Linked DNA regions of Homo sapiens: region 1 is linked to region 2. The links are chromatin loops, found by intact Hi-C in ENCODE. Cell type or tissue: MCF 10A. All regions are shown on one strand. Each heading gives the region's core, and the rest is flanking DNA. Links, peaks and the distances in the headings are about the cores only. Region 1 holds the start of LOC124902301 (a long non-coding RNA gene). Region 2 overlaps LOC101448202 (a long non-coding RNA gene).

What was found. Peaks named below come from ENCODE experiments on the same cell type or tissue, not always from the same donor. Only the 100,000 strongest peaks of a DNase experiment are listed, where the experiment ranks them.
Region 1: it touches region 2 in a loop (7-fold over the local background); 2 of 110 quality-filtered maps call a loop at or near these places.

The regions. Positions count from the first base shown.
Region 1 is chr9:134,772,923-134,787,778 of GRCh38, forward strand. It overlaps COL5A1 (collagen type V alpha 1 chain), which reads left to right. Exons shown (of 66, transcript NM_000093.5): 27 at 1,937-1,990; 28 at 7,180-7,224; 29 at 9,745-9,798; 30 at 12,067-12,174; 31 at 13,073-13,126. It overlaps LOC124902301 (a long non-coding RNA gene), which reads right to left and starts at 2,958. Exons shown (of 2, transcript XR_007061843.1): 1 at 295-2,958. RefSeq lists enhancers at 399-900, 5,311-5,920, 5,475-5,734, 11,334-12,286 and a silencer at 4,653-4,798. In MCF 10A, for the core only: CTCF peaks have their summits at 6,161 (motif pointing right) and 9,177 (motif pointing right); DNase peaks (open chromatin) are centred at 6,149 and 6,399.
Region 2 is chr9:134,852,946-134,867,973 of GRCh38, forward strand. The region is part of intron 1 of LOC101448202 (a long non-coding RNA gene); the gene reads right to left. It also overlaps a transcript of FCN2 not described here. Among named protein-coding and RNA genes, the nearest start is that of MIR3689F, 9.7 kb to the left of the region's middle. RefSeq lists enhancers at 4,899-5,048, 5,339-5,628, 11,032-11,760, 11,761-12,488. In MCF 10A, for the core only: no CTCF peak of the experiment used is centred there; a DNase peak (open chromatin) is centred at 5,746.

The DNA.
Region 1 (14,856 bases), core at 2,823-10,822, 79 kb before region 2:
AGCTTGGAAAGGAAGGAGCCGGGGACACTCAGCCCTTCCTCAGGTGTCTCCGCCAAGGGACCCAGCCTGGGGGGGACACAGGCCTTTTCCCCAAGAAGCGGGGCACCCCTCTCTGGGTCAGTGCCCCTCACCCCACCCTCCAGTTGCTGCCCATGACCGGATCGGGTGCCCATGACCAGATGGGGTGTGGGCAGCAGGGCAGTGTCTCCGTGTTCAGCCCTGGTCTTGACTCTGCACAAGCTGGGTGGCCTTTGAGTTTTGGGGAGATGCTATTATGAATGGGGACAGACCTACCAGGTCACGCCGGTGCCAGGGATGGAGTCTTTCTATGGATGACTGTGTCCGACACTGTGAGCGGCTTGTGGTTCCTCCTGCGGGGCCTGCTGGGCTGCGAGGGTCCCATGCAGCACGTCCACCAGCGCCTTCTCTCCACTGCGATTCATGACAAAGCTGCTGGGCTGCAAGCACCTCTGTGGGAAGAGCCTCCAGACGGGAGGAGTAGCCAGTGGGGACTGCTCTTGCTGTCCTGGTGTGCGCCAACCTTCGTTCACCCCAAGACTGCTTTTCTTGTGTGTTGAAACCGCACACCGAGCTCATGGTCGTCGGGAGCCTGGGGCTGAGGGCAGAGGCCCACCTGCTCCAGGGTTCCAGAGGCCCCAGTTGTCACAGGCTCTGGAATCGGGCCTGATTAACATTTATCTCTTGAAGCAGGGCCTGTGCAGGCAAGATGGGGTCTGGGGCCTGGTCCCAGCTCCCCTTGCCAAGGGTGTGGTAGGCCAGGACTGACCCTCCAGGGCAGCAGAGCTAGCGCCAGTCCTCACAGGGAGTTCAATTTCCAGTGCCAGGCCTGCTGGGCAGTGGCACTTCTCCAACGTGCTGCCTCTGAGACCCAGAGCGGTCTGAGATTCGCCACTTCTGCCCCGTTCCCTCTCTTGAAGGTCGCAGCAGCCACTGGGGTGAACCCTCCCCTCGGCCCTTGGCTTCCGTTCACCATGGGAGACCCAGTTCCCGCTGCCTCCAGTGGGGAGTTTACCAGCCCTCCTCCCTGGGCACAGCCTCTTATCATCAGAGGTGGAGGCAGCACCTGGGGCCACCAGAGCTCGCACAGTGCCCGGAACTGGTGCTGACAGGTGGTTGGCACTTGGAGCCCACAGCACAGGCCCACTGTTCTGAGAGCTGGCTTTTCAACTGGAACGAGAGGCATTCACTTACTCCCTGGGACTTCCTGAGTTCCTCTATGTGCCAGGCATCCTGTTAGCGATGGGATACAGCAGGGAGCAAGGCAGACCGGGCCCGGGCCTCAGAGCTGCAGCCTTGCAGAGGAGGCCACCAAGCCCATCCTGCCTGGGAGCTCCAGCCGCTGCCGTGACACCATGTGGAAAGGGGGCTGGGAGGGAGGCGGTGGGAGCCGTTCATCATGCTGGAGTCTTGGGCTGGGGGCATGGGGGCTGGATGCCCACCCCCATGAGCTCTAGTTGAGCATCGGCGAGGCCCTTGGCTGCTGGAGGATGTCTCTTCCCTGTCTAGCAGCCTTGTCCCTTCTCCCAGCCGGAAGCTCTCCTGATTTATTCCAAGGACCTTAGGCTGGGAATGCATTTCTTTAGGGACAACACTCCTTGCAGAGCTCCAACGCTGACCTTTCACCGTCTCACTGTTCCCCCAGCCTATCCCTTATTTCCCTGACTGCCGGGGTGGGGCCAGCGTTTGCTTCACCTCTGTGTCCCGCTCAGCATGAGACACAGCCACACCTCCACTGTCAGTGCAGGCTGTGAACACCTGTGCGAGTCTCCCACGGGGGGCCTCTCTGGAGGCTCTGAGCTGGGATGTTCGCCCTGCTCTCAGCAGGAGGGGTATGCCGAACTCTGGAGTTTCCTGATGTTCCCCAGGCACCTCCACACTGGCATGGGGCTAACGGTCTTTTTCTGTTTGGTTTTAGGGTCCACCTGGCCCCCAGGGTCCGATTGGCTACCCAGGTCCTCGAGGAGTCAAGGTGAGAGAGACTCACGCCACTCCAGGTCGTCCTGGAGGTCAGGGTTGGGACTGTGGGCCTTGGCGTGGCTGGTTTTAGGGAATTCTCTGTGGTTTAATGTCCCTGCTATTCAGTCTGGAGTAGCCCAGTCCTCCCAGTCACTTGTGTGGACGCTAGGTCTCAGGACAGCGGGCCTGAGCAGGTGAGGGTGTGACCAGCTAGAGTCAGGAGGGCTGATATGGAGCACAGGACAGTCTGCAGTCTGGTGACGACGCCAGGGGCGCGCTGGCGGCCATCTGTCAGGACGGGACACGTCCTTTTGCTTCTTGCCTCTTTAATTGTTGCCATTTGTCAGGCTTCTGTCACTCTCCTCGCAGACAGCAGATCCCGGCTGAAGCCAAGAGCCTGGCCTCTTTCCTGGGGAAGCTCGGAAACATTTCTTCCCAGCCATTTGCACATTCCGAGTGAGAAACAGAGTCTGTCTCCACCGATAGCATCTGGGTGGGCCAGCGCTGTCGCAAGGCGGAGTTCATGGGAGCTGTCCATTTATTCACAATCATTCGTGTTTCTGCCATGACGGGCTCTGACAACCTCGTTACATGGGGCGCACAGCTCCAGAGCAATATCCCAGACACAGGTCCCCTCTGTCACAGCCCAGCTAACTGTGTTTGCTCTGAGCTGGGTAATGCAATCTCGAGTTGTGCTGCTCTCTGGACACGGCACGTTCTGTGTAGACAGACATACCCCTAGGCGCACGCGGACCAGCTCTCCTCTTCCTCTGAGAATGGGGACTTGCGGTATCTTAAAGGCTCATGATGATTCTTTCCTTCAAGATGCTTTTAACTGGATGTGAAGGAATATGTGTGTATATATAGCAACTAGTCAAGCTTGAGGGATTTGTAGAAATGACTCACCAGCTCCCCTGCCCCTCACCTCCCTGGTCTGAAGGGCTTTATGCTTTTCAAACATTGTTGCACATCAGAAGTGTGTGGCCGCCCTGGGGCATGGAGGCCAACTGGAAACTGTCGTCTGCTCCGAATCAACCCTCCTGACTCTGGCTGGTCACCCCTCACCTGCTCTGAGAGCCCAAGACATCAGTTTTCAGTGACATGCCCCAGATTACACTAAAATCGAGGCTGCTGTCAGAAATCAAACCAGGTTCCAAATCAAGTGCCCCACCCTTGTCCCCCGGAGGCCCCGACTTCCATTTCCCAGGAATGAGGACCTTCCAAGTTCACGAGGTATTGAAGAGAGACCTCCCAACGGTTGGGAGCCTTAGGCGAGTCAGGTTTTTCCCTAAAGCCAGCTTCTACCAGCAAAATGCCTAGCGAATTTTATAAGGGTGATAATTTAGTAGAAATGCTGATTATGTGAGTTCTATAGCATGTTTATTTTACAAATTCCTGTCGCATAGCAGAAGCCTCTGCCAACTCCCATACATGGCTAATTGCATAACGCTGCTTCTGTGAGCTAAAAAGGTGTTTGCTTTAAAATGTTTATGGAGAATGCTCTTATCTTGCCTATCTGATTAAAATTCATTCATGACATGAGCAATCCAGTTAGACTTGGAAGCAGAGGGTGGAAGGAAAACCGAGGTTTAAAATTATTTTCATCGGGGAAAAAGTTTCTCATACTCCTGTGCATTTGGAAATGTGAGTGGTGTCGGCGCCTCACGAGTTTGGCCCGGGTGGCAGTGATGGTGGCAGGGCGTGGGATTGCGTGGGCCGAGCTGCCGCCATTTGAGGTGAATAGTCCTTGGTGAGAGGGGGCCCGTTATTTTCCACCAAAGCCCTACCTTCTTCCCAGGAAAAGGTTCTTAGTCCAGTGGGGCTGCTATAACCAAAAGACCCTAAAATGGGTGGCTTGTAAACAACAGGGAATTATTTCTCACAGTCCTGGAGGCTGGGAATTCCAAGATCACAGCACCAGCAGATGCAGTGTCTGCGGAAGGCTGCTGTCTAGTTCCTTGATGGTCCCGTCTCACTGTGTCCACACATAGCAGAAGAGGGGGGACGAGCACCCTGGGGCCTCTGGTAAAGGCATAATCCTAATCACAGGGGCTCCACCCTGTGACCCAGTCAGTCACCTCCCCACAGCCCCACCTCCTAGTTCCATTGCCTCAGGTATTGGGGTTCACCATATGAGTTTTTGGTGGACACAGACATTCAGGCCACAGCAGGCTCGTGTTCCTTTGAGTTCACTGACCTTTAGCCCACCTCCAGGCTTCCCTCTGCCTTGCACGTCTGAAGGGGCACCTGTTTAAGCTTGACTGTCAGCAGAGTCAAATCCACCCCTCGTTTAGCCCCCAGCTGCTAGGGGGTTGCCAGGAGGCCCCAAATATGAGTTCACATCCAGGCCTTGGGCGAAAGCCTGTCCCTCTCTGGGCTGTGCGCACATCTGGTCCCAGCCGTGCTGCAGCTCCTGAGTGCTCCTTCCCGGGGCGGCTGGCCGGCCGAGTCACGGATGCCCCAATCCAGCCCTTCCCAGCCAGGGCCACTTCCTGCATGACTGGGGAGTGCCCTCTAATGGGAGGTGCTGCTCACCCCACCACGGACACAGCAGCCCCAATGTCAACAGCCCCGTGGCCAAGAAGCCCTGGGAAGTGCTGGTTCTGTCTAGTTGGTCCCATTCCTCCTACGGGGATCCTGAAACGGTAGAACTGTAGGACCGGGAGGGGTCTCAGGAGGCTGCGGCTGGTTCTGTCTAGTTGGTCCCATTCCTCCGATGGGGATCCTCAAACGGTAGAACTGTAGGACCGAGAGGGGTCTCAGGAGGCTGCGGTCCTACCTGCCTGCTCTCAGCAGGGCATGGGCAGGGAGGGAGCAGCAGCGTCCCCCAGCCTGCCCAGCCAGAGGGAGGAGAGCTGGTGCCAATGCCCCCGGGTGCTGTGCCAGGGAGTTTAGTGCTCCTGGGAAATAATGCCAGCCACACAAACCCAGTCCCCCAGGACTCAGGGCAGGGAGGGGCAGCTGGACATCACCTTGCATTCAGGATCAGACGCTGCTGAGCAGGCTCAACCCTGATTGTATTCTCAGCCACACCTGCGATTTTCCTGTGCGTTTCAGAGGAAATAAGCAGAATCCAAAGTTGCTCTTCTATTTTGCAAGTATGGTGAGGACTCAAAACTGCCCTAAGAAAAGAAAGTAGCTCATCTCCTAAAAAGCCCTTCTTGGTGGGGTTCTGGGGCTGTTGTCTCTGAGGCGATGCCACGCCGTGGTGAGACGGCAGGTGGTTTTCTGGGGCCCCCAGCTCTGTGTCAGCCAGCGTGGCCCTACCTGTTCTCTTTTCAAAACTCTGGGGGCTTCCAGCCAGGATTGCTTTGGAAGAAGGCATCTGCTAGGAAAAAAACACCACCAAGTGCTTAGAAACCACTCGCCTCTCAGCAGCTGGCCCAGCTGAGTCACTTCTCACCTTCCTGGGCTGCCCGGGCCCACAGGTGCTGCCAAGCGCGTGCTGTGCTCAGTGGGGGCAGTGGCCTGCAGCAGGCTGTTCTGAGCCTCCTCGCGGCTTGGCTGGTCGTTCCCACTCAGCCCTGGAATACGCAAGCTGTGTTTGTCCGGCGCTTCCTCTCCATCTTGAGGTCCATGTCCCATCTCAGGCTGGGGTAGAGACTAGCGTAGGAGAGGCTTGTTTGGAGTCGGCCTCCCTGCTTGGGCCAGTGCTGTTTCTGAGCTGTGCCCTGTCCCCCCAAGGCGCTCCATGCTGGCCCACATTAGTGTGCCAAGTGCCAGGCCAGACGAACCAGAGCTGCTCCGAGCCCACCTTGCCCTCCCGGCTGCCTCCGCCCTGTGCTGGGCGTAGAGGGAGGTGTCCCAGGCCTCTCCACTAGTGGTGGCGGCCAGGTGTGAAGCAGACATGACTTCAGCAATGGTGCCTGCAGGTGTAGTGGCAGAACTCTTGCTTGTCTCCGGTGCTCCAAATCCTCCAGTGATTATGGTTCAGGGCAACCACGCCGCTGCCCTGTCTGCGTGGCTGGAAGTGCCTTGCAGCTGGCACTGGAGTGGAAGGCGTTTCTGCAGTTACATCCGCAGCTCCTTGGCAGAGCCAGGGCACGCAGCCCAAGGCCAGCCACCTCTGCAGAAAGGAGCTCCTCCGTGTCTCCATCCCTTCCCAGAGCCCCTCCCTCTCCAGGACCTGGGGAAAGGCCAGAACTGCCAAGTATGTGGGAAGTTCTGACCACCAGAGGGCAGCCGGCAGGCCCTGCGTCCTCCAGTGCTCTGTGGCCCCGGCTTCAGCCTCAGCCTGGAATCCCGGTGCCGGGGGCAGTGTGGCTTCTCTCTCTCTCTCAAGTCCCACGGGCAGGTGGCCTGAGGTAGCCCGAGGTAGTCTCTCTAGCTAAAAGTCACCCTGCTGGGAGGGCTGAAGTCAAAGACATTAACAGCAAGGGTGTGGCTGCGTAATTCCACCCCACAGATTTACCTCCACTGCCCCAGGCGCTTGGCACAGTGAGAGTGTCAGAGAAATAGTCCTGGGCCCCGTCCCAGAAACTCCTGTTCAGCAGGGAGGTGGGATGGTGTGTCCTGAACTCATGACAACTGCAATAAATATGTTATCATCATTCATTAGTAATATCACAGTATCATCTCTTCATGTTAACACGGAGTTGAAATACATGGCACTGGGCTTCTGTTTATTGACACCTGCTGTGTGCTGGGTGCTAGGTGCTGTTCTGAGAGCTTAGCAGGCATTTCCCTCCCAACAGTGGTAACGAGGTAAGGGTTGTCGTCCTCTCCACTTCCCAAATGAGGAAACTGAGGCACGCAGGAGTCTGGGGCATTGTCAGAGGCCATGGAGGGGGAGCTGGGACCTAATCAAGTCTGCCTTAGACCTCACCTCCTGCTTCCTCCCCAAACCTCTGAAAGGTGGGGGTGTTTCTAGAAGATGATGCTATAATGGGAAGCAGGAGGGGTGTGTTGGCTGCCGGGTGTGGGCCCTTGGAAGGGCGGGTCCAGAGCTTGGGCTGGAAGGTGGGGGATGGGTTTGGGTCTTTGCATGAAGAACAGGAGTCAGTGGAGTCAGCCCAGGAATTGTGGACACGCTGGGCCTCCTGAGGCCACAGGGGGACATATGGGAGGAAGTGTGTTGAGGGCAGGGCGCTGGCCTCATCTGTCAGCTTCAGCGAGCTCAGCCTGTCTTGACACGCCTGCGACAGCTCTAGAAAGGCTGAGACTTGTAACCATTCACTCCTTTTTCTTTTCCCACCCGCACAGGGGGCCGATGGCATCCGTGGTCTGAAGGGCACAAAGGGCGAGAAGGTAAGTCTCTCCTTGCAGCCACGGGGCCCCCTGCTTAGTCCGGAGCCGAATTCCAGCCAGCGGGGCCCTCCCACAATGCTTCTTCCATGAAACCAGCTGAGGTGGATGTCGCCTCTGAGTACTGAGGGGGATGGATGCCACTCTGTGGAAAGTGTCTCTGTTTGCAGACGGAAGAAGAGTAAGTTGAGGATAGGCCCTCGGGTCCCCAGGGGCACATCTCCTAGCAGAGCTGAGTGGGTCCAGGGTTTGTGTCTCTGCACAAGGAGAAGGCCTTGGCCCCAGAGACAACACACGGCCCCCCACGTGCCTGCAGGGGCCAGTGGACACCTGTCACCCTCCCCACTCCCAGGTGGGCCGCCTTGCATGGCCGCTGGCACGAGGGTCCACTTAGTTGTTAGATGTTCATCCCTGGGCAGCCCAAGCTGCAGAAACTCACAGTGTGCAGCAGAGCCAGGCAGGGAGGGAGAGAGGCCGTGCCATTGGCCATGGTCCGTGGGGGCAGGTCAGGCCTAAGCAGATCACTGTGGTGAAGACAAAGCTAAACTACACCCCCATGCATGCCTGCCAGAGTCAGAAGCTTGGGTGCAGCCTGCAGCGGCGACAGCCTGAGCCACATGGAGCTGCGTGGCCGGCCACCTTTCTCTTCTCACTGTGGTGGAAGGAAGCTCAGAGCCAAATCCAAGGCCCAGTTATGACACAGATTTAGGCCTCAGGGGCGGCCTCACCGTGCCACCCTCCCCACCGTGGCCTCACGCTCTGTTGTGGGTTCGCCCTGCCATGCCGTGTAGCCATGCAATACTTGCTTTCCGTAAGGCATGTTGGTCCCCTTTGCTGGGCAGACTCTGGGCTCTCCCCTGGCCACGGCGGCCTGCGGGGCTGGAGTGCGGGTGCTGGCGTGATGGTCCACGTGCCGAGACTCCTTATTTGCTACCTGTCGAAGATGTCGCTTGGATCCTTTCTTGTGAAATCTGCCGGCCTTAAAGCCATTCCCGAGGGGACGCATTGAGTGGCCACAACTGGATCAGAAATGATGTGGCAGCAGGAACGCTCTTGTTCCACGGAGTTTGTTGAGCGTGCTGGTCCCTGGTTTCTGTTCTTAGTGTCTGCCCTTGTGGGAGGACCGGCCAGGAGGCCTGAGCCTGTGCCATCTCGGCTCCTTCCCAAGGGCATCCGCACAGCGGAATCCTAAGTCCTCATCCGGGAAAGCTGAGCAGTTTGGCCTCTCCAAGAGCACTGCTTTCTACGTGGAGCCCGTCGGGGCTTCGGAACACGAGGGCCTTACGAACACAGGGTCCCCATCCCAGAATTCCATCCCGTTGGTCCCCGGGAGGCTCCCTCACCTGAGGACCTTTCATCCTTTCCAAGGTGGCTTCACAGAGTCCAGCTTTGCCGCTTGATCTTGTCACGTTTGTCCCTAGCCAGAGACAGGGCTGCCTGAGATGATACTGATTGGGCTGTGCAGGGGATGCCTTCTTGCCAGGAGAGCTCCCGCACTGTTCCCGAGGGCCACGCAGGCAGCCCGACATGGTCTGGGGAAGGAGTGGGGCAGTGCCAAGGGACCGTCTTTGTGGACTTCTGCATTATTTGTGGCCGCTGCTCAGCTTCCAGCACTATGTGAACACTGTGAACAAGTGCCTTGAGGCCCTGGGAGCCCCGGGAGCTGGCGCTGGCTGGAAAGGGCTGGATTCTCACTGCACAGAAAGCTGCCTCCCTTGCGTGTGCCCCCAGCCGGGCCTTGAATGTTTACGACCGGCTGAGTCCCCAGATCCTGTCCTTTCACTCTTTTTGGATCAAGATGTAGCCCCTGAATAATGACAGGAAAAGCCCAGCCAAGGGTCCCCTCTCTGGGAGCCACCCGTGCCCTCTGCTGAAGGATCTGAGGGCTTTTGCCCTGCGGTTTCCGGGATGGGGAACGTCTAGACCAGGGACTCAAACGGACAGCAGGGGGCACTGACGCGCGGCAGCCTCACTTGGGTCCCAGGTTCACCAGTAACCCAGGGGTGCGCGGGCCGCTGACTTCCCCCGCCACCCCCGGCAACACCCCTACCCTTCAGAAAGCACTGCCTGTTACTGCAGTGCCGGCAAGAGCAGGCGTTAGGGATTCTTTGCAGGGGCATTTTCATCCAGCTCCCCGTCCTCAATTGTCACCCCCTTTACCCGTCACTTCAGTGCTTCAGTGCTGATGGGACGCCACAGAGTGCACTGAGAAATGATACCGGGAGCTCAGGGGCCTGGGCTTGCTGAGGCCTCGCCATGCAGAACATTCAGATTCAAACTGGGCCTGCCCAAGAAGCAGGGACGCAGCTCTCTCCAGCTTCAGAACGTTACAGCTGGGAACGCAGAGCTCATGGGAAAGCCATTCTCGAGGGATGGGCCCCAAGCCCACCCCGTCCGGGCCATGTGCTGCCCCCCAAGCGTGGGGGACCTGGTGCTGAGTGTGGTTGTTTGGAGCGGGGAAGGGACCGCCAGGGAGGCGGGTCCTCTTGCCTAGACTAGGGCACTCTCTTGTCCCATATTCAGGGTGAAGACGGCTTTCCTGGGTTTAAAGGAGACATGGGCATCAAGGGTGATCGGGTGAGCATCTCAGGTTTGGGATTTGGGCTGGGGAAAGCTGGGTGGGCTTGGCCGTGTGGGAGGGGGTGGGGATGTTTGCCGCCACAGGGCAGCTTCTCAGAATGGAGGTAAACTCTTGGTAGAGATTCCTGGTGGGAAGGGGACAGTGGCGTGGAGCCCAGGGCCCGACTCTCTCCAGCTCCTCTTCACCTCCTCTTCCTCAGTTTGCCCCTTGGGGACTGGGAATAACCTGTGGTCGCCAGCTCCTCCGCCCAGTGTCCCACACAGGGGGTCAGTGGGGCTGGGTTCACTTCTGACTGCACCTGTGGACTGCAGAGTTACTCACCTGACTCAAGAGGGATAAGCGGTGCCTGGGAAGAGAAAAGAGAGCAGCTACGGAAATGACCCAGCCTACCGAAGGAGCGCAGCTGCTGCCCAGGCCACACGGCCGGCGCCCACAGGGCAGCACGCGACGTGGGTCTAGGATCCCTGTGAGCCTGGGGAGCGTCCTGGTCCCCAGACAGTTCTTCAGGGTCCCTGGGACTCCCACACAGTCCTGTGGTCTGTGATTTTGGCTCAGGAGACCTGGCTTATTTTTAAATGAATAATTTAGCTCGGCTCCAGAGAAAGCCGGTGGGTGCTGGGAGGGACTGGGGCTTGCCGGCAACCACAGAAAGTGACGGGCTGCACGTTCCTGTAATTAAAGAGAAGGTGACGCAAAGGGCACGAAGGAAGGGTAGGGAGCTCTTAGAGCAGCCAGGGTGGCCAAAAGACTCTTGGAGGTTTCCCCAGTAACCTCTCAGCGAGCAGAAGCCCAGCAGAAGGAACCGAAGACGCCTCGGCCTCCGGTGGGCACAGCCGTGGTGACAGCTGTGCACGCACCGGGACGGACATCTGTCGGCTGCAGCAGGGCTGTCACCCAGCTGCCGCAGTCATCCCCCTGCAGCACCGGCTCGCAGGTGGCTTTCCAGAACAGGAAAGCCCCACACACTTGGCACTTCGTCCCAACCTGGCAGGCAAAAGGCAGAGGCAATCTGCACCTCTGTGGGAAGGAAGGGGGAGGAAGGAGGGGATCTCTTGCGCAATGTTGTCCCAGTTAAGTTGCTGCTAAAGGCACCCATTCTAGAACTTCTTTCCTAGTAGAAGGCTCCTGAATCCCCACATCCCAGCGGCTTCTCGGTTTGATGGTGAAAGTCCTTTTCTCCTCCTTTCTGATGCCTCTGTTCACACATGTGGCGTCCACGTGACGAGGGTGCAGCTTCAGAAGAGATGACACACGTTCCCGTGCCAGGGCTCCGAGAGTGGAGCTCTCGTTGCCATGGGACGAGGGTGGGATGCAGGGGTGGGACCCATCCTGAGCCCAGGGAACAGGACCCCATATGCGGACCTCTTCAGAGAGCACAGCCTGGCACTTTGCACCTTCTCGGTGCTCTGTAAATGTGTGCCGGGTTATTTTGTTGAACGAGAGGAACACCTCTTAGGGACAGAGAGTTCCTGACCCGATGACAGATTAGAGCCTCAGAATTAGGAAGTTATTCATTTTTCTCTATCTGAGCAATACACATTTCTGTTGTGGGCTTGCACCACTGCTTTACAGCTGCTCTTAGAGACAGATGATCAGAGGAGGATCCATCCATTGCTGGACAAAGAGTGCCGGGAAGGGCATTTAGAGACTCTGCCGTAGCGCTACCATTGCCTGGGCAGGCTCCAGAGCCCTCTCCCCTTTCTGAGCCCCGAGCTCCCAATCTGTAACTTGAGGAAGTTGGACGAGGCGGAATTTAAGCCCGTCTGTTCCTGGGACGCCTCCTGAGGCCCTCCCGTGTGCTCGTTATGCCCAGGTAACTGCCCCATCCGGGGCTGGGGTCCACTTCCATACCTCCTGGGGTTTCAGAAGCAGCAGCAGCTCCCAGTCACTCTGCTCTATTTGGAGAAACAGCAATTCAGAGCTACTATTGTTAACCAAAGTTATTTTAGCTAAGAGGCACTCAATTTAGAGAAGGTAATTGGGAAGTAGGAGCCTGCAGCCTTGAGAAAATAAATAGCAGGCAACCTCGGTGCAGAGACCAGCTTCCGCAGAGCCCGGGAGCCCGGGAATTCGCGGTACAATGCGCTCGCTTTGTCAGTGGCTCCGGGAGCAGCTCCGTGGTCTGAGTGAGGCCGAGCTGGTGGAGCAGCTCTGACCACAGGGTGCCTGTGACCTGTCCCCTTGCTCCTTGCTCTCAGAATGGTGGTGGAGAATAGTGTGTGTGCGGGGGGTGGTCTTCTCACCTCCTCTTTTCTGGCTTGCAGGGGGAGATCGGCCCACCCGGTCCCAGGGGAGAAGATGGCCCTGAAGGCCCAAAGGGTCGCGGAGGTCCCAATGGTGACCCCGGTCCTCTGGGACCCCCTGGGGAGAAGGTTTGTGATGTGGGACGTTCAGCCACTTTCTTGGGAGGGATCTGACAGGCCCTTCCCCATGGCCTCGGGCTCCCGTTGGCTGTGGCTGCCCTAGGCATGGGGTGGGGGTGATTCCTGAGCGGGCTCCTGTCTCCACCCTGGGTTCTCTCTGCTGTTCCTATGAAGCTGTTGGTTGAATGATGACCCTTTCCTTGTCCCGGGTTCGCCCTTTCCCAGCCCTCCACCATCGCCTTGGAAGGCTCCTTCCTCCCGGTGGCTACAAAGCCTGCGTTCTGAGCCCCAACATTCCAGGACCCCGTCCTTGTCACATTCCCGCCTCCACAGCTGGGTAATAACGGTGTCCCCACCATGGCCTGAAGGTGTGGCAGCCTGGCAGGAAGGAAGGCCGGGGTCCTTGGAGCAGGCTCTGGGCATGCAGCCATCAATAGGCCTGCAGTTTCCAGCTGTGGGAGGCTCCTGGGCCAGCCACACACCCTGGCTCCACCCTGTTTCCACCCTGGGCTCAGGCAGGAATGGTGCATGCAGTGGTCCAGACTTCCTGCCCTATCCTGCTACGTGGACCCATACAAAAGGGCTCAGAGGTGCCCCAGGATGAACACGCTGAGTTGAGGCATTTGCCTCTAATCGCTTTGCTCCACAGTGGCAAGACCTCTCCTCCAGGGGCCTTCGCTTCTTCCTCGGTGCAGGGACCATCGGGTACCCCCTGGATTTCATGGGTGCTGGCAGTCACCCTCCACCTAGGGCAGGCAGGGCTTCTGCATAATGACGTGTGCCCCCGCCTCTGGAAACCACACCCTCCTCCAGGCCCCTGCCAGAACGCATGTCCTTTCTCTCTGCTCCGGGGAAACGGATGGAGCAATACCGTGCTGGCCATTAATGCAACTCTTTCTTCCCCCAGGGAAAACTCGGAGTCCCAGGGTTACCAGGGTATCCAGGAAGACAAGGACCAAAGGTAACTTCTGGCCGTGTTAGGTGTCCCGGGACAGGCGGAGGGATGTTCTGCCCGGTCTCCCCACCCTGCATCCGGCCGTGTTAGGTGTCCCGGCACAGGTGGAAGGATGTTCTGCCGATAACTTCTGGCCATGTTACGTGTCCTGGTGCAGGCGTGGGGGTTGTACCGCCAGGCCTCCTCACCTTGCATCCAGCTATGTTAGGTGTCCCGGGACAGGTGGAGGGATGCTCCACCGGCCGTCTCCACCCTGCACAGGTTCATCCACTCCCCATCCTTGGGGGCGTGTGTGACACTGTGGCTCTCAGCCTCCACCGTGTTCACTGCCTTCTGCATTAATTTGCCGAGTTGAAAGGAGGCTCTTGGGCAATGAGTCTTCTGCCCCAGTCGGCACAGACACCTGGGGTCCTTCTGGGATCCTCCTGGAGTCCCCTGCAGTCTTCTGCACCTGTTGCTTGGCTGGTGGCCCTTTTCCCCTGGGTTGTCCATACCCAGAATCCGTGGGATGGTCGCCTCTCAACTCTACCTCACCGGCGATTTGAAGGCTATTTGCTCATAATGGAGTATAAAAGAAAAAGGAAACCTTTCTTATGTGAAATCATGTTCAGGTTTAAGTGAAACAGCTCCTTGAGGCTTTGGAAATCATTGAAAATGTTATTTTTTTTCAAATCTCACATTTTATTATTCATGGTTCTTCCTTAAAGAATAACCAGCTGCCTGCACTGGAGACATAATTAACAGCCGAAGCGGGGTCCCGTCTTTCTCAGATCTGCCTCTGCCCGAGGCATCTCCTTTTAGCCTCAGCACCTTTTCGGTCTCACTGGAGCAGTCTTGTTAACAGGAGGACGGGCGTGGTGGGCTGAGGCTGCCCTCCAGGTATTTCCATTCTCATTAAGGAAATGCTCCTGTCCGTCCTTCCTGTGGAATGCGAAGCCCCCTGCTCCGTGTGTGTGGATGCACACCCCATATGCAGGAGAGGTAGCTTGCTGTGAAACAGGAATTTCATTTAGGATCTAACAGTGGCTCGTTGAACGTGGGTGTGATGTAGCTGCTGACCGCAGCATCGTCACTGAATGTGGTCAAAGGGGCTGATGGGCACTTTTCCTCTCTTAATATACATCCCTCTGGGGATGGAAAGAAGAGAAGTTTGGGAAAGATGGGTGGTCTAAATCAAGTCCAGGCAACTTTTTGGAAAGGAATGGTACATGTGTCCTGGGCAGAGACTAGAAGTAGCCATCAGCACAGTGACCCGGTTTCTGAACTGAGCTCTGTGTCACCTGCACTGAGGTTTCCTGGGTCCTGCCCCCTGCCTAGATTGGCAGGCGGGCGTGTGAGTGGCTTGGCTGAACTCAGTCCCCTGTGAGAAATACAAGGTTTGGACATGTGTGAGCTCTTCATGGATACAAGTGTGCATTCAGGACAGGATTTTAAGCCAGACAAATAGAGACCTGCCAAAGACAGTGGCCAGCGCCAACCCTGTGGGCAGCTGAGCGACCTCACTGCGGTGCTGCTTCCTGTGTGGGTGTTTGGATATTCACCAGGTCAGAGTCCCTAAATCCATCTCTGGTCTGTGTGCACCTTGCAAACTTCTAGAATTAAAGAGCTGGTAGGTGCTACAGTCAGTGCATAAATTTGCATTCATTCCCAACTCTGCAAGCTGCTGTGCTTTATTTAAAGGGATTGTGGGACGCCAACACAACGTGCACGAGGCACAGAAAATACAATGTCACAGT
Region 2 (15,028 bases), core at 2,221-10,220:
TAAAAGGGAGCCATTCATTCTGATCCAACAATCTCACAAATGAGACTTTGTCACGAGAGCAATTTCAACAGAGGAGAAGAAACAGGCTGAGGATCCAATCAAAGTGAGGCAGGCTGTCCAGGAAGGCCATGTGGCCGTCTGGGGGTGGTGGATGTGCAACTGTAGTACATGGGAAGAGCAGACCCGGCGACAAGGTCCCACAGCCCTGGGGTGACCACTGAGGCATGGGAGGCATGGATGTTTGTCCAGATTTCCCCTGACAAAATGGCCTGCAAGATGAGAAAGCAGCATCCCCATCCTTGCCCAGGGGCCCTGGGAAGCCCATCCTGACCTCCCAGCAGTGTTCAAGGGGACGCTGCTCCCCCAGGAGAGCCCCTCCAGACATACAAGGCTCAGGCACACAGCCTGTGTTTCCAGTATGGCCAGGTCTCCAAAGGACTCTGAGGTCTGGGAGACCATCCCCAGCTCTGTGGGCTGTCCCCATCATGCCCTCAGCCTGGGAAAGATGGCAGGGGATGGAGGGACTGGGCCTGCTCCTCCTCCCCTCCTGCCAGCTCCCCTCCCAAGCTGGGAGAACTTGCAGGCTGCCTTGGCTCGACTCAGGTTGGGTTGTGATGACCCAGTAGCCTCTCTTGGAGACTGGGGACTGTTTCTGTACCCCAGCCAGGAAAACACCACTTTCTAGTAATATCCCAGGAGTGAATACTTCCACAAAAGCCACATGCACTTTCTGCCCCAAACATCTTGCTTTTTTTCTTTCCAATTGGCAAATGGAAATCACGTAGGTTTGGGAGAAGCCTAATTCCCCGACATCTGTTGAGAACTGACATGTTTAACAGAGCAAGAATCTCACTACCCTTTGGGACTTTCTCAAATTCATTTTAAAACTAGAAGCCACTAGACTGAATGCTCCTTAGAAGGGTCGGGATGATTTCAAAGACTCTTCCTAAAGGTGGGAGACTGATCATATAAGGGCAGCCTGCTCTGTGCTTGCGTTCTTTACCGCTGTATCACAAATGATCCCAAAGCCTGGAGGCTCAAAACCACACCTGTGTGTCATCTCACAGCTTCCGAGGGTCAGGAATCCAGAAACATCTCAGAGGATCTCTGCCTCGGGATCCCTCTTGCCCCAAAATTGCAATCAAGGTGTCACCCAGGACTGGGGTCTTATCCGGAGCTCATCTGGGGAGAGCTCCACTTCCAAACTCACTCACTGTGGTTGGCAGCATTCGGGTCCTTGAGTGCCATTGGACTGAGGGCCTCAGGTGGTGACTAGCTGTTGGCTGGAGGCCACCCTCAGTTCTTTATGATGTGGACCTCCCAGCACAGCCACCTGCTCCATCACAACCACAAGAGGAGAGTCTGCTAGCAAGATGGAAGCACCATCTTTTATGCCAATCACAGAAGGGATGCTCCATGTCCCTTGCTATATTCTGTGGGTTGGAAGCAAATTACTACGCCCAGCCCAGATTCAAGGGGAGGGGACTCCACAAGGTTGAGGGAGCAGCTTGGGGAGCAGCGGTGCCAGCTTTGTGTCAGCCTGCTTAGGGTTCGGGAGGCGTGAGTGTCGATGCCTGTGTGCTCTTCAACTCTGGGACCTGAAGTGTGTTTCTTAAACATTCATGCATGGGATGGGTCAGAAGCGAGATGTCCGGCTGCCTGGTTCCCTCATCCACAAAACAGACTGTGCTTCCACAGCTTGTAGGGTCAGATGAGTTCATGGCTGGGACACGCTTTCTCCCAGGGCCCCAGCAACTGTCATGCACTCAATCACACCAGTGCTGCTCACCATGTGCTGGCCAGGGGATCTCAGGGTGCCACTGATCACAGAGCAATCTCTTAGTGTCCAGAACCTGCGGGCTGTGCGGCCTTGGCTTGGCGAGTGCGTATCTTGAGAGAAGAGAATGTCCTGCCTGCGATGACCTCAAGTACACCCAGAGACCAGACTCACAACTGAGACCCCCAACCCCCGAGAGCCACCCAGAGGTTAGGAACCCCCAGGCTGAGCGCCGAGCCTGCTCCAAGCTGGTGGAGTGTTCAGGACGGGCTTCCAGGAAGAGGTGAGATCTCACCTTCCACAAGAAGGTGGAACGTGGAGACGTACCGAAGAAGCCATTTGGATACCTTTCTCAAGCACGCCTTTGTGATGTCTGTCTGTCTGTTGGAGGTCTGCATGGAATGCTGTTCTTGGAAGAGCCCTCTGCCCTTTGCGCTTGGAGGCTGGATCCTAGAGCTGACCCTCTGTAGCTCTCTCCCAGATTCCAAAAGAGGAGAGTGCAAAATGAGAAGAGGTGGCCGTCCACAGTGGGGTAGAGGGAGCCCCCTTTTTCATAGCTGGAGCCAAGACAACCAGGGTGGGAGCTTGGGCCACATGCCGCCAGTCCACATTGGTCCAGCTCCAACCCTGTCCCACGGCAAATGTCATGGGGGAGACAGCCATTCCCTCAGGTGAGGCAGGTGGAGGTCGATGTGGGCCTGGGAATAGGGCCATCTGGCATTCGCTGTGCCCCACCTGAGCTCCCACTGCCCATGCAGCACCAGCAGGCTCTGGGGAAGGATGCAGATCCCAGGTGAAGTGGATCTGACCCAGGCCTGGAATGATGAATTCCCAACTTCCCTGACCCTGCCTGTGTCTGCCTCAGCTCAGGGAAAGCCGCCCTGCTAAGCTGGGTTCCTCCCTCCCGGGGGCATCCCAGGTGTGAGGAGTTCCACGGGGCTGGCTGGGTGCAAGCCTCCCACCCACTCCCAGCCACGGTACTGATGCCAGATGCCACGCCACTTTCTCAAGTTCTGTTGGCTTCGACTCTTCCTGGAAACACACCACTCCCGTCTCATGCTCCCCAAGGCAGGGCAGGCTCCACGAGCCCGTGGCTCTGCCTTACCTCCCTGGAGCCTTGCCCACCCAACTTTCGTGCCAGGCATGGGAGTCGATTAGATCAGTGCCGGGCACGCAATAAAGACTGTGCTAGTGGGAGTCAGCCATGATCATCTCGTTCTGCACTTTCTTGAGAGACAGAGGCAGGGCAGATATTGAAGCAGGAGCGTAGCCTGGCCCAGGGCTTTGGTTCTGATGAGAGTAGGCAGGGAGCGGGGGGCACCGTTTGTCAAAGCTCCACATTCAGGCTCATGGTGGGCATGGAAGGTGTGGATCTAGGCTCCACGCTTGGAGCCAGGTGACAAGAGAAGATTGGACTAAAAGAAGAGAGCTGCTTCTCCTTCACCCTCAGGGGAGCCTCTGGAGACAGAGGGCAGGGCCTGGGAGCCCCCGGAAAGGGCTGACAGTGTTCTCACACTTGAGCCTGCTTCAGAGCCACCTGGAAGTTTTCCTAAAACCGTTTGCAGGGTGCCCTCTAGCTCCCCCTCAACCCCTCCCTCCCTGCTAAGGGCCTGGTTCAGTAGGTATGGGGCGGCACCGAGAATGTGTGTTTCTAGAAAGTGTACAGGTATTGCTGCTGCTTGAAATAGGCAGGATTTGCTAGGCTTCCCAGACTTCTCTCAACCCAGCCAGGTCATACTCAAAGTAAGGTACCTCCTACCCCGTGGATTCACAAAAATACACCCCCAAGCTTCCTCTGACACTAAAATTCCACTGTAAAGAAATTCACTCCTCCCATATAAGGCTTGGAATATCATTAAAATCCAAGCGTCTCGAAGACTCGACAGGTGTGTTGTTGTTGTTTCAGATGCAGTTTCAATGTTTCGTCCAGACTGGCGTGATCTTGGCTCACTGCAACTTCTGCCTTCTGGTTTCAAGCGATTCTCCTGCCTCAGCCTCCCGAGTAGCTGGGATTACAGGCATCTGCCACCACGCCCGGCTAATTTTTGTATTTTTAGTAGAGATGGAGTTTCACCATGTTGGCCAGACTGGTCTCGAACTCCTGACCTCGTGATCTGCCTGCCTCAGCCTCCCAAAGTGCTGGGATTACAGGCATGAACCACCATGCCCGGCCAGGTGTTTTTCTTATAAACCACTCTAGCAAGGTTCTGATCCTTTGGTAGAAATCAATTTGACAACCTTTATTTAGGGTAGAGTTTTGGCACAGAAGAAAAGATCCTGAGAAAGAAGAGAAAGTGTGGAGGGCTCCTCTAATGGATGGAGGCCAAGAGTGTGCTGCATGTGGCACTAAGAGCCAGTCTCACCCACTTCATCACTCATCACGGAGGAAGGTGTTATTTCTCTCCTGTTTGAGACCCCGCTGGATGTAACTATGGGTGGAGGACACTGCGGTCTCACATACTGGTTTGTTCCCCCCTAGTTGGCATCTAATTTCCCTCTGAGAGAAGAACATGATTGCTGCTCAAAAGAAAGAAGAATGAAGCACCTGGACAAGAAGCGGTTTACAGATGAATGAGGGAGGGGAATGCACAGTTGAGACAGCATCATAAGAAATGTCCTGGCGGAAGGGACGTAAACGCATTATGTGTAGATAATAAGAGTGTTCCCCATTTGGTCATAGGGTGGATGAATAGTGAAAGACAGTGCAGGAAATCAGGCGTGGCCTGGAATATGGATCGTGGCTTTGAACCCTTTACAAGGCTTACACTGTGTTCAGGAGCAGTGGACACACATCCAGGGACAGGGTTTGAGGACAGGAGATGGATGTAATCACAGCTTGGCTTTAAAAATGTGCCCATTAATGATAGACTGGATAAAGAAAATGTGGCACATATACACCATGGAATACTATGCAGCCATAAAAAAGGATGAGTTCATGTCCTTTGCAGGGACATGGATGAAGCTGGAAACCATCATTCTCAACAAACTAACACAAAAACAGAAAACCAAACATCACATGTTCTTATTCATAAGTGGGAGCTGAACAATGAGAACACATGGGCACAGGGAGGGGAACATCACATGCTGGGGCTTGTCGAGGGGTGGGGGTCAAGGGGAGGGAGAGCCTTAGGAGAAATACCTAACGTAGATGGTGGGTTGACGGGTGCAGCAACCACCATGGCACGTGTATACCTATTTAACAAACCTGCACATTCTGCACATGTACCCCAGAACTTAAAGTATAATGAAAAAAAAAAAATGTGCACCTGGCATTTGGTGTGGAAGGTAGACCCAGGAGGCACAGAGGCGGCTTCAGCAGTCTAGAGAAATAGTAAGAACATGGGGGAAAGCATAGACGACAGTCACCCTGCTCACTGCCACCCCACTTGGTGCAGGAGGGGACCCCAGGCCACCTATACAGTCAACACCTTCCACGCTGGCTCCCACCACTCCTCACCCCATCTTCTGCTCTCTGACACCCTGGCCCCCTTCCTGTGTCTCAGATCCGCCAAGACTTTTTCCTTTATGTAAGACTTTACCCCAAATATTGCATATCTGACTCATGTTTTTCAGTTCTTGACTCAAATGTCACCTTTTCAGAGAGCTTTTGTGGAACTAAAAGTTAAAAAAAAACAACAACTCACGCCTCAGACTTCTAGCATCTGACAGTTGAGAGAAGCTTACATTAGATTAACTCTCCTGTGAACAAAAATACTCTGGAAAACCTACGAAAATACAACTATTGGAAGGCAATGCAGAGTCACGATGAGGCTGAGGACTTGCTGCCAGAGATTGAGGCGACCGGAGTGGCTGGGACTGGGGTGAGAAATTCTGAAAACGAGGGAGTCATGTGGGGAAGCCCCAGCATCTGCTGACAGAACGTGTTCATAGCCTTGCCTGCCTCCTGGTGTCAACATGCAGAGATGTGGCCTCCCTCCTGGCACCTTCTCTCCTCACCAAAGTGCCATGGGCAAGACTCACAGAGAAACAGTGAGCCCCTCAGAACTGGTAGCTAAAAGCCCATGGCAGGCTGCCCGGATTCCCTGGCCCTTAGTCACCTGGATTCCAAAATACCAAATTGACATAGACTCCAATGAACCTGCTGGGGAGAAGCTGCTGGAAGGCTGGCACGGCTGAGCAGAGATTCCAGCGGCTCCCCAGGGCTGAGGAGACAACTGGAGTTCAAGCCCCACACTTTAATGAATTTGGCAAATCAGGCTTTCCATTGAGACCCAATGCTTAAGCATTATATAAGCACCATATTCCAGAACTAAAGCTTTTACCTTAGGATTAAGGACAACACAGAAGCCTTCTAACAAAGTCTAAAGCCAAGCATCCACATAATCAAAAGTGATCTTCCAGCAACTTGCCTGCCTGCTGGCACAAAGCTCAGCTTTGTCTGAGAGAGGGTACAGAATTCAGAATTCTATGACATAGCATTCACGATGCTTTGCACAGAATCAAGACTTACTAGACATGGAAGTGAAGAAGGAAAATGTAATCCATAATCAAAAGGAAAAAAAAATCAATGGAAATGAATGAATGAGTGTTCAGACGCTGAAATTTGCAAATTATTTAAATAAGTAGAATAAATATGTTAATTTGTATGCAAGAAAATTTAGATGTAATGAGTGGAGAAATGGAGGATTTCAAAAGAGATACAGAAATCTAATGACAAGCAAAGTATAAATATTAAAAGTAAAAATTTTGATATGTAAAATTAAACATTTATCAGATGGGGAATATAAGGAAGGATCAGGGAATACAAAGAAGTGTTGATAGATGTAGAAAGTAAAAAAGTTCCTCTTCAAAGTTTCCCTTCTTATTAAAGAATAAATCATAAGTATTAGAAATAATAGTTTCTTTTAAAGACTAGCTTTATGCTAGACATGCTCACAGGCATGTAGTACATTCTATGTCCTTGTACTTTAACCAAAATATCTGTGCTGGAAGTGCTCACAGGCATGTCCCAGCTCGCAGCCCATGCCCCTTCCTTATTTGGAAATGTTATTACTTTTCTAAGTCCTTTCATAAGCAAATTCCTCTTTTCCTTTGTCTTTCCATTACTTTTACCTATTTAAAAAAGTTTTAAACTGTTAGCCAATCAGGTTTTAGTTTAGATTGTAAGGTCTGGCTCCTGCCAATGGAGACAGGACACAGCAGCAGGGACAAACTGCGTAAGGAATAAAAATTGCTTCCCTCCTTTGTTCGGATGTGCTCTCGCCATTATTCCATCTGCGATGAGCACTCTTTCTGCAGAAAGTACAAAAGGCCTTGCTGAGAGGATTAAATTTATGTTCAAATGCTATTTCTTTGCAGCACTGGGGAACAAGCATTCTGTTTCTACATAAACATTTTTACATGTGACATAGATACCAAAGTTGAGGCATGGAAAATAAAGTTTCTAGAACAAGTGCACAAAGCCTCCGTCTTCACTGGGAAGGTAGTGAGCAAACTGAGAGAGTGCAATTGCAGTCCAAAGAAGGGAGAGGGAAGATGAGGCAGAAGAATCGTTCAAGAAATACTGGCCAAAACTTTCTAAATCTGATCAAGAGCATGAACCTGCATATCTAAGATCTCGATGAAACCCTAGCAGGAGGCCGGGCACGATGGCTCACGCCTGTTATCCCAGCACTTTGGGAGGCTGAGACGGGTGGATCATCTGAGGTTAGGAGTTCAAGACCAGCCTGACCAACATGGTGAAACCCTGTCTCTACTAAAAATACAAAATTAGCCAGGCGTGGTGATGCATGCCAGTAATCCCAGCTACTCGGGAGGCTGAGGCAGGAGAATCGCCTGAACCTGGGAGGCAGAGGTTGCAGTGAGCCGAGATCACGCCACTGCACTCCGGCCTGGGCAACAAGAGTGAAATTCCGTTTTGGGGAGGAAAAAAAAAAGCAAACCCTAGCAGGATAAACACAAAGAAAAAATCGCACCAAGGCGTACTGCCAAAAACAAAAGGTCAAGGGAAAACCTTTTTTGTTTTTTGAGACGGAGTCTCGCTCAGACCTTCCACTTCCACTGTTCTTCCACCTTCCCTACGGATCAGCGTTTCCATCTGGTAACACCTCCCCGAGCTGTAGACCTCCCTTCAGCGTTGCTGGGGGTATGGATCTGCTGGCAACAAATTCTCTCAGCTTTCACTCAACTGAAAAAAGTCTCATTTCACCTTCATTTTTGAATCATCTAGTTACAATTCTAAGTTAAGAATTTTTGTCTTGCAGCAACTTAGAAATGTTCTTTCATTATCTTCTCCTTTTATGATGAGAAGTCGTTTACCCTTCTGATTAATTTTTCCTTTTTTCTTCTTCTCCGGTTATTTTTAAGATTTTCCTTTAAACGGTGTGGTGGCTCACACCTGTAATCCTAGCACTTTGGGAGGCTGAGGCGGGTGAAGGTTAGGAGTTCTAGACCAGCCTGGCCAACATGGTGAAACCCCATCTCTACTAAAAATACATGGTGGCTGTGCCTGTAGTCCCAGCTACTTGGGAGGCTGAGGCATGAGAATCACTTAAACCAGGGAGGCAGAGGTTGCAGCGAGCCAAGATGGCACCACTGCACTCCAGCCTGGGTGACGGAGTGAGACTCCATCTCAAAATAAATAAACAAATGAAAATAAATAAATAAATAAATAAATAAATAAAAAGCCAACAGAGGAGAGAGAATGAAGTACTAAAACATGCTTGACCAGCTCAAGGCAAGATAGGTAAGATAGAACAAAGATAGGATATGAAATAAATAGCAAGATGGTACCCCTAACAGAACCATATCGATAATTACATTAAACGTAAATCAACTAAACACTCAGAAGGCACAGGTTGTCAGGATGGATTTTTTTTTTTTTTAAAAGAAGGATCCAGTGACTCGCTGTTTACAAGAAGGCACTTGCAGGGACAAACAGGATGAAAGCAAATGAATAGAGAAACACACACCACACAAACAGTGACCTTGCGACGTACCCTACAGATAGCCTCAGTTCATTTTCCTGCGTGCTCAGCAACCACTGTTTCCTGTTCCCAGTCACACAACCAGGCTGCGTTCCCTAGTGTTCCTTGCAGTCACCCAGCTGTGGTTCAGGTGGGGCCGAGGGGCAACAGGTGGAAGGGAGGTGCTCCATCACCATTAGGCACCAGGGAGTCACCAGAAGCCCCTGCCACGGGCACCCCCATGCTCTCTTCCAGTTCCAAGTGGCTGGAGTGGAGACCCACCTCAGGACAGGGGCCACATATGGAACGTGGAAAAGCCACATGCTAGAAGAAGCTGGGGACCTGGAATCACTGTGGAAGGAGAGGTGTCTGGCCAGGGGCACTTACCCTGTACTTTTATGACAGCAACAAATAAACGTGTGTGTGTGTGCGTGCATGTGTGTGTGTGCGCGTGTATGTGTGCATGCATGTGCATGTCCGTGTGTGTGTGCATGTCTGCGTGCATGTGTGTGTGTATGTGTGTGTGTGCCTACATGTGCATGTCCGTGTGTGTGCGCATGTGTGTGTGTGCGTGTGTGTGTAGCCACTGAGATAGCTGTTTCAGTTTGCTTTTCCTTAATAATACTCTCTACTCGTATTTACTTTGCAGCCCACATTGCTTTCTTGAGATATATGATCTGATATTATAATTATGCATTCATTTGTTTGTCTAGTTGTTTATTTTCTGTTTGCCCTCAATAGAACAGGTTTCTAGAGCACAAGGACCAGTCTTTCTGTTCCCTACTGCACCACAGGGCATAAAACAGTACCTGGCACATAGTAGGTGTTTATTAAACACAAGCCCTTTTTCTCTTGTACTTATGAGACCACAATAGTTGGAAGCCAAATCCCTGTGTGCTGGCGCAGGGAATGCTACTATAGAGCATCCATAGGGAGGCTGGGGGTGGGGCAGGAGCATCTGTAGACCCATAGAGAGCTCTGTGGACCCCGTTTTCTCATCCTTAGCAAAAAAGCCCTCAGAGGTCCCGCAGCCGACCTGTGCCTGGTCCCGGTGATGTGGGTGGTTCCCTCCACGGTATTTTATTGCTTACTTTTATTTCTCGCACAGAGATCACTCTGTGAATTACTTCGTTTTTTAAAAAAGATCGATTCAAATGTAATTTTTTCATTGTATTAAAATCACAATTTCGAAAGTCCAGTGCTTCTTGAGACTTTAAATTTGGCTGATAAACCGTGTTCTACCCGTTACAGGCAAATGTTAATAACTTCCTTTATGAGGCCTGTGGATAATTCTTGGTCCATCACAGACTTAGTTTATTTAATAGCTTTAAACATTTTAATTGCACTTCCAAAATTAATATGTTTAAATTTATGTTTTAGTACTTCAGCATTCCACCTTTAGCAAAACCTTCTGAGTATAAACTAATTTTTCAAAATCTAATAATTTAAACATATGACTGTGGGGGGAGGTCTCTTAAATGTTCCAAAACTACACACACACTACAGTTTTCCACATAAAATCACTAACTCATTCAATTCCTCGATTTCACATTTTCAATTGGATTATCAGGGTGTCACTGACATAGGCCAAATTCTCCAATACTCAAAATACCAAATTGACATAGATTGCTTTACGCTAAAATATTCATACTGTGAGGTTCAATTTCTTGATTCTGTCTAGACTTTAGAAGAAACACACACCTACTCAGGAGGCCGTCTCCACTCAGGGAGCCCAGGTGACTAAGGGCCCGGGAGTCTGGGCAGCCTGCCGTGGGCTTTTAGCTACCAGCTGTGTGAGTCTTGCCCGTGGCACTTTGGTGAGAAGAGAAGGTGCCAGGAGGGAGGCCACATCTCTGGGTTCCGTTTCCACACATCCCTGGGAGCCCGCCCTTCCCAGCCACGTTCTGCTCACACTGGGTCTGGCACGGTCAAAGTCGAGGTCTTTAAATGGCTTTGTGTTTTCAGGCCTGTATGACGCCAGGGACGTGGAGCTGGTCTGCCATGGATGAGCCTCACAGGGCTTTTTCCACTTGGGGTCATGAATCTAACCCTTTTGACACCTGCGCAGGGGCCATTGGTGGTGCAACTGGGGCCACAGCCTGCCACCTCTCCCTAATGGGACCGAACCCGAGGCCAGCATTTGCTTCAGGATTTGCTTTTCTCTAAAAGGCTTTGAAGCTGGGGCCAATCCACCAGTTCCCCTGTTCAGGGGGCAGGTGTCCAATGGCCCCCCGCGGGCAATTTCATGCCACCCATCCCCACCCCTTCCCCCGCCCCCACCTGAAGCTGCTGCCGTCCCATTCACAGTCCTGCGTCTTTGCAGCACCGGCTTGGACGGGAGCCTGATCCAGTGCCAGCGTGCCACCCCTTGGCAAGGCTCCTGGTCCGCTCACACCACTTTTCGCCAGCCAATGTCCTCTAGGGTTGCAACCAACTCCCTGCATGCTGGCCCAGGGAGGTTCCTGGTAATCATCCTGCTTCCCTCTCCCTCCCCTGGGAACCACTCAGACCGCAGTGGACGTTCCTAAACTTCTGTGGACTCACGGCAGATTCTCTGCAAGAGATTTCCTCAAGGGCTGGATTCCACAAGCCCTTCTGTCCTGCTGCGGGCCTCAGGCAGTGTTCCCGCCAAGCTTTCCCTAAAGACACAAACAGGCAGGCCCTTCCCACACGGGCCTCAGGGAGCCTTCTGCTGGGCAGAGCGTCCCTGCCAGGGGAAGCCAGGCTCGTTAAGTGGGAAGCCTGTGGGGCCTGCGGAAGACAGCGGCCCTGAGGCTGTCTCCACCGCCAGTTGGTGCCACCAAGCCTTCGGGAGGGAGTGGCCATCCCCACTGGGGTTGGGAAATGGAGAGAGAGGTTACAGTGGGTGGCTGCAGCCCTGTAAGAACCACGGAGTTCCTTCAGTGGCAAAGACCAGAGCCCCAGGGCTGAGCCGAGCTGCCGTAGCCATGGGACCTGCTCTCCTGGCCCTCTCCTTCCTGTGGACCATGGCCTTGACTGAAGACACCTGTCCAGGTGAGTCAGCCCCCCGGTGGGTAGAACCTTAGAGCGATCACACTCCGGGAAGCTGACAGCGGCCACCTGCTGACCACTCACAGCACGCCAGGCCCGGTACTATGCCCTTTGTGAAGGTTCCTGCCTCATTTTCTCAACAGATTGTTTTAAGCCTCACCCTTTAAAGACCAGACAGAGGCTCAAAGAAACAGATGCAGCCTAACACGGGGGTTAGGAACAGGGCCCTGGGGCCAAACGGGCCAGGTCCCAAATTCAGAGCATGCAGCAGGGCCGTCTCCCCGGGGCCGAATCCTCCTCCGCAGAAGGGCCGTCGTGAGAGTCCCACCAGCTGTGTGAGGAGGCAGTGGGCGTACAGGGCGCTGGCGGGCAGTGGGCCTAGTCAGAGCCTGTGCCACGATCAATGTCACTGGAAGACCACCCAGCTGGACGTGGCCAGCAAAGTCAAGTCCCAGCTCTGCAGGGAATTTGGCCTGGGATGTGCCTGGCACTGGGACAGGTGGTCCCCACTGTGTCCCTGATGTAGCCCAGTGAGGTCGATGTGGCACCTAGGCTCCAGATCTTCCCTGGGCTTCTGGGGGCACTCAGGTGATTCCCAGCAGCTCCACCTTCTGGGGGAGGCTCTGGCCCCCCTGCATTGCAGCCATGCTGGAGTACGTTGCTCTGAACTCAGAACCAGGGATGGCTTCCAAAAACCCTAGTAGGCGCCATGGTCTGAGCCTGCTCGTGGTGGACCAGGGGCCAGGGTAATGGTGGGTCCCATGGAGAAAGGCCCCGAGTGGGGCTAGGAAGAAAACACACACTACAGAGGCCCTTTCACTGGTTATGTTATGGGTGAGTTAACTTTTTCCCCCAAACATGTCTTATTTTCTAGATTATCCTACATTATTAAGTATTCATTGTTTAATGAGAAAAATTAAGCAAATAAAAAAAGTGGTCTACACTTGTTCTGACCAGTGAGCCAGGGGTGAGGACAGATAAAAAAAAAATCCACCAAGCAGTGGCAGCTGCCATGTCTCTGGTGAGAGCACCGCTCTGGTCCATGGTCTCTTAGAGCACCCTTAGCAGGGCATATTGATTTCATAATCAACAAAATGAAAAATATTTTTTCAAAGCAACTTCAGCAAAGTCTCAGGATACAAAATCAATGTGCAAAAATCACAAGCATTCTTATACACCAACAACAGACAAACAGAGAGCCAAATCATGAGTGAACTCCCATTCACAATTGCTTCAAAGAGAATAAAATACCTAGGAATCCAACTTACAAGGGATGTGAAGGACCTCTTCGAGGAGAACTACAAACCACTGCTCAAGGAAATAAAAGAGGATACAAACAAATGGAAGAACATTCCATGCTCATGGGTAGGAAGAATCAATATTGTGAAAATGGCCATACTGCCCAAGGTAATTTACAGATTCAATGCCATCCCCATAAAGCTACCAATGACTTTCTTCACAGAATTGGAAAAAACTACTTTAAAGTTCATATGGAACCAAAAAAGAGCCCACATCGCCAAGGCAATCCTAAGCCAAAAGAACAAAGCTGGAGGCATCACACTACCTGACTTCAAACTATACTACAAGGCTACAGTAACCAAAACAGCATGGTACTGGTACCAAAACAGAGATATAGATCAATGGAACAGAACAGAGCCCTCAGAAATAACGCCGCATATCTACAACTATCTGATCTTTGACAAACCTGAGAAAAACAAGCAATGGGGAAAGGATTCCCTATTTAATAAATGGTGCTGGGAAAACTGGCTAGCCATATGTAGAAAGCTGAAACTGGAACCCTTCCTTACACCTTATACAAAAATCAATTCAAGATGGATTAAAGACTTAAATGTTAGACCTAAAACCATAAAAACCCTAGAAGAAAACCTAGGCATTACCATTCAGGACATAGGCATGGGCAAGGACTTCATGTCCAAAACACCAAAAACAATGGCAACAAAAGCCAAAATTGACAAATGGGATCTAATTAAACTAAAGAGCTTCTGCACAGCAAAAGAAACTACCATCAGAGTGAACAGGCAACCTACAAAATGGGAGAAAATTTTTGCAACCTACTCATCTGACAAAGGGCTAATATCCAGAATCTACAATGAACTCAAACAAATTTACAAGAAAAAAACAAACAACCCCATCAAAAAGTGGGCAAAGGACATGAACAGACACTTCTCAAAAGAAGACATTTATGCAGCCAAAAAACACATGAAAAAATGCTCATCATGACTGGCCATCAGAGAAATGCAAATCAAAACCACAATGAGATACCATCTCACACCAGTTAGAATGGCAATCATTAAAAAGTCAGGAAACAACAGGTGCTGGAGAGGATGTGGAGAAATAGGAACACTTTTACACTGTTGGTGGGACTGTAAACTAGTTCAACCATTGTGGAAGTCAGTGTGGTGATTCCTCAGGGATCTAGAACTAGAAATACCATTTGACCCAGCCATCCCATTACTGGGTATATACCCAAAGGACTATAAATCATGCTGCTATAAAGACACATGCACACGTATGTTTATTGCGGCATTATTCACAATAGCAAAGACTTGGAACCAACCCAAATGTCCAACAATGATAGACTGGATTAAGAAAATGTGGCACATATACACCATGGAATACTATGCAGCCATAAAAAATGATGAGTTCACAACCTTTGTAGGGACATGGATGAAATTGGAAATCATCATTCTCAGTAAACTATCACAAGAACAAAAAACCAAACACCGCATATTCTCACTCATAGGTGGGAATTGAACAATGAGATCACATGGACACAGGAAGGGGAACATCACATTCTGGGGACTGTGGTGGGGTGGGGGGAGGGGGGAGGGATAGCATTGGGAGATATACCTAATGCTAGATGACGAGTTAGTGGGTGCAGCACACCAGCATGGCACATGTATACATATGTAACTAACCTGCACATTGTACCCATGTACCCTAAAACTTAAACTATAATAAAAAAAAAATTGGGGATACTTTAAAAAAAAAAAAAAAAGAAGTAAACAACCTTGGTTTGGCTGCAGCTGTGCCACACCTGGCTCTGTGTCCTTGGACCCCACACTGCCCCTCTCCAGAGGACCTAGAAAGCCCCTTCCAGCCCCGTAATTCTACAACCACATTCCCAAGGTCTGGGAGGGAAAATGCTTTGTCAGCCCCAATTCCCCAAGTTTCTTAGAAATATTGGTGGTCATTAGTTATTGAAAGTGCCCACTGTTTATTAAGCTCTTTCTAAATGCCATAAATTACAATAAGAGATTTAAAATGCACATTCTCTAATCCAACCCTGGCC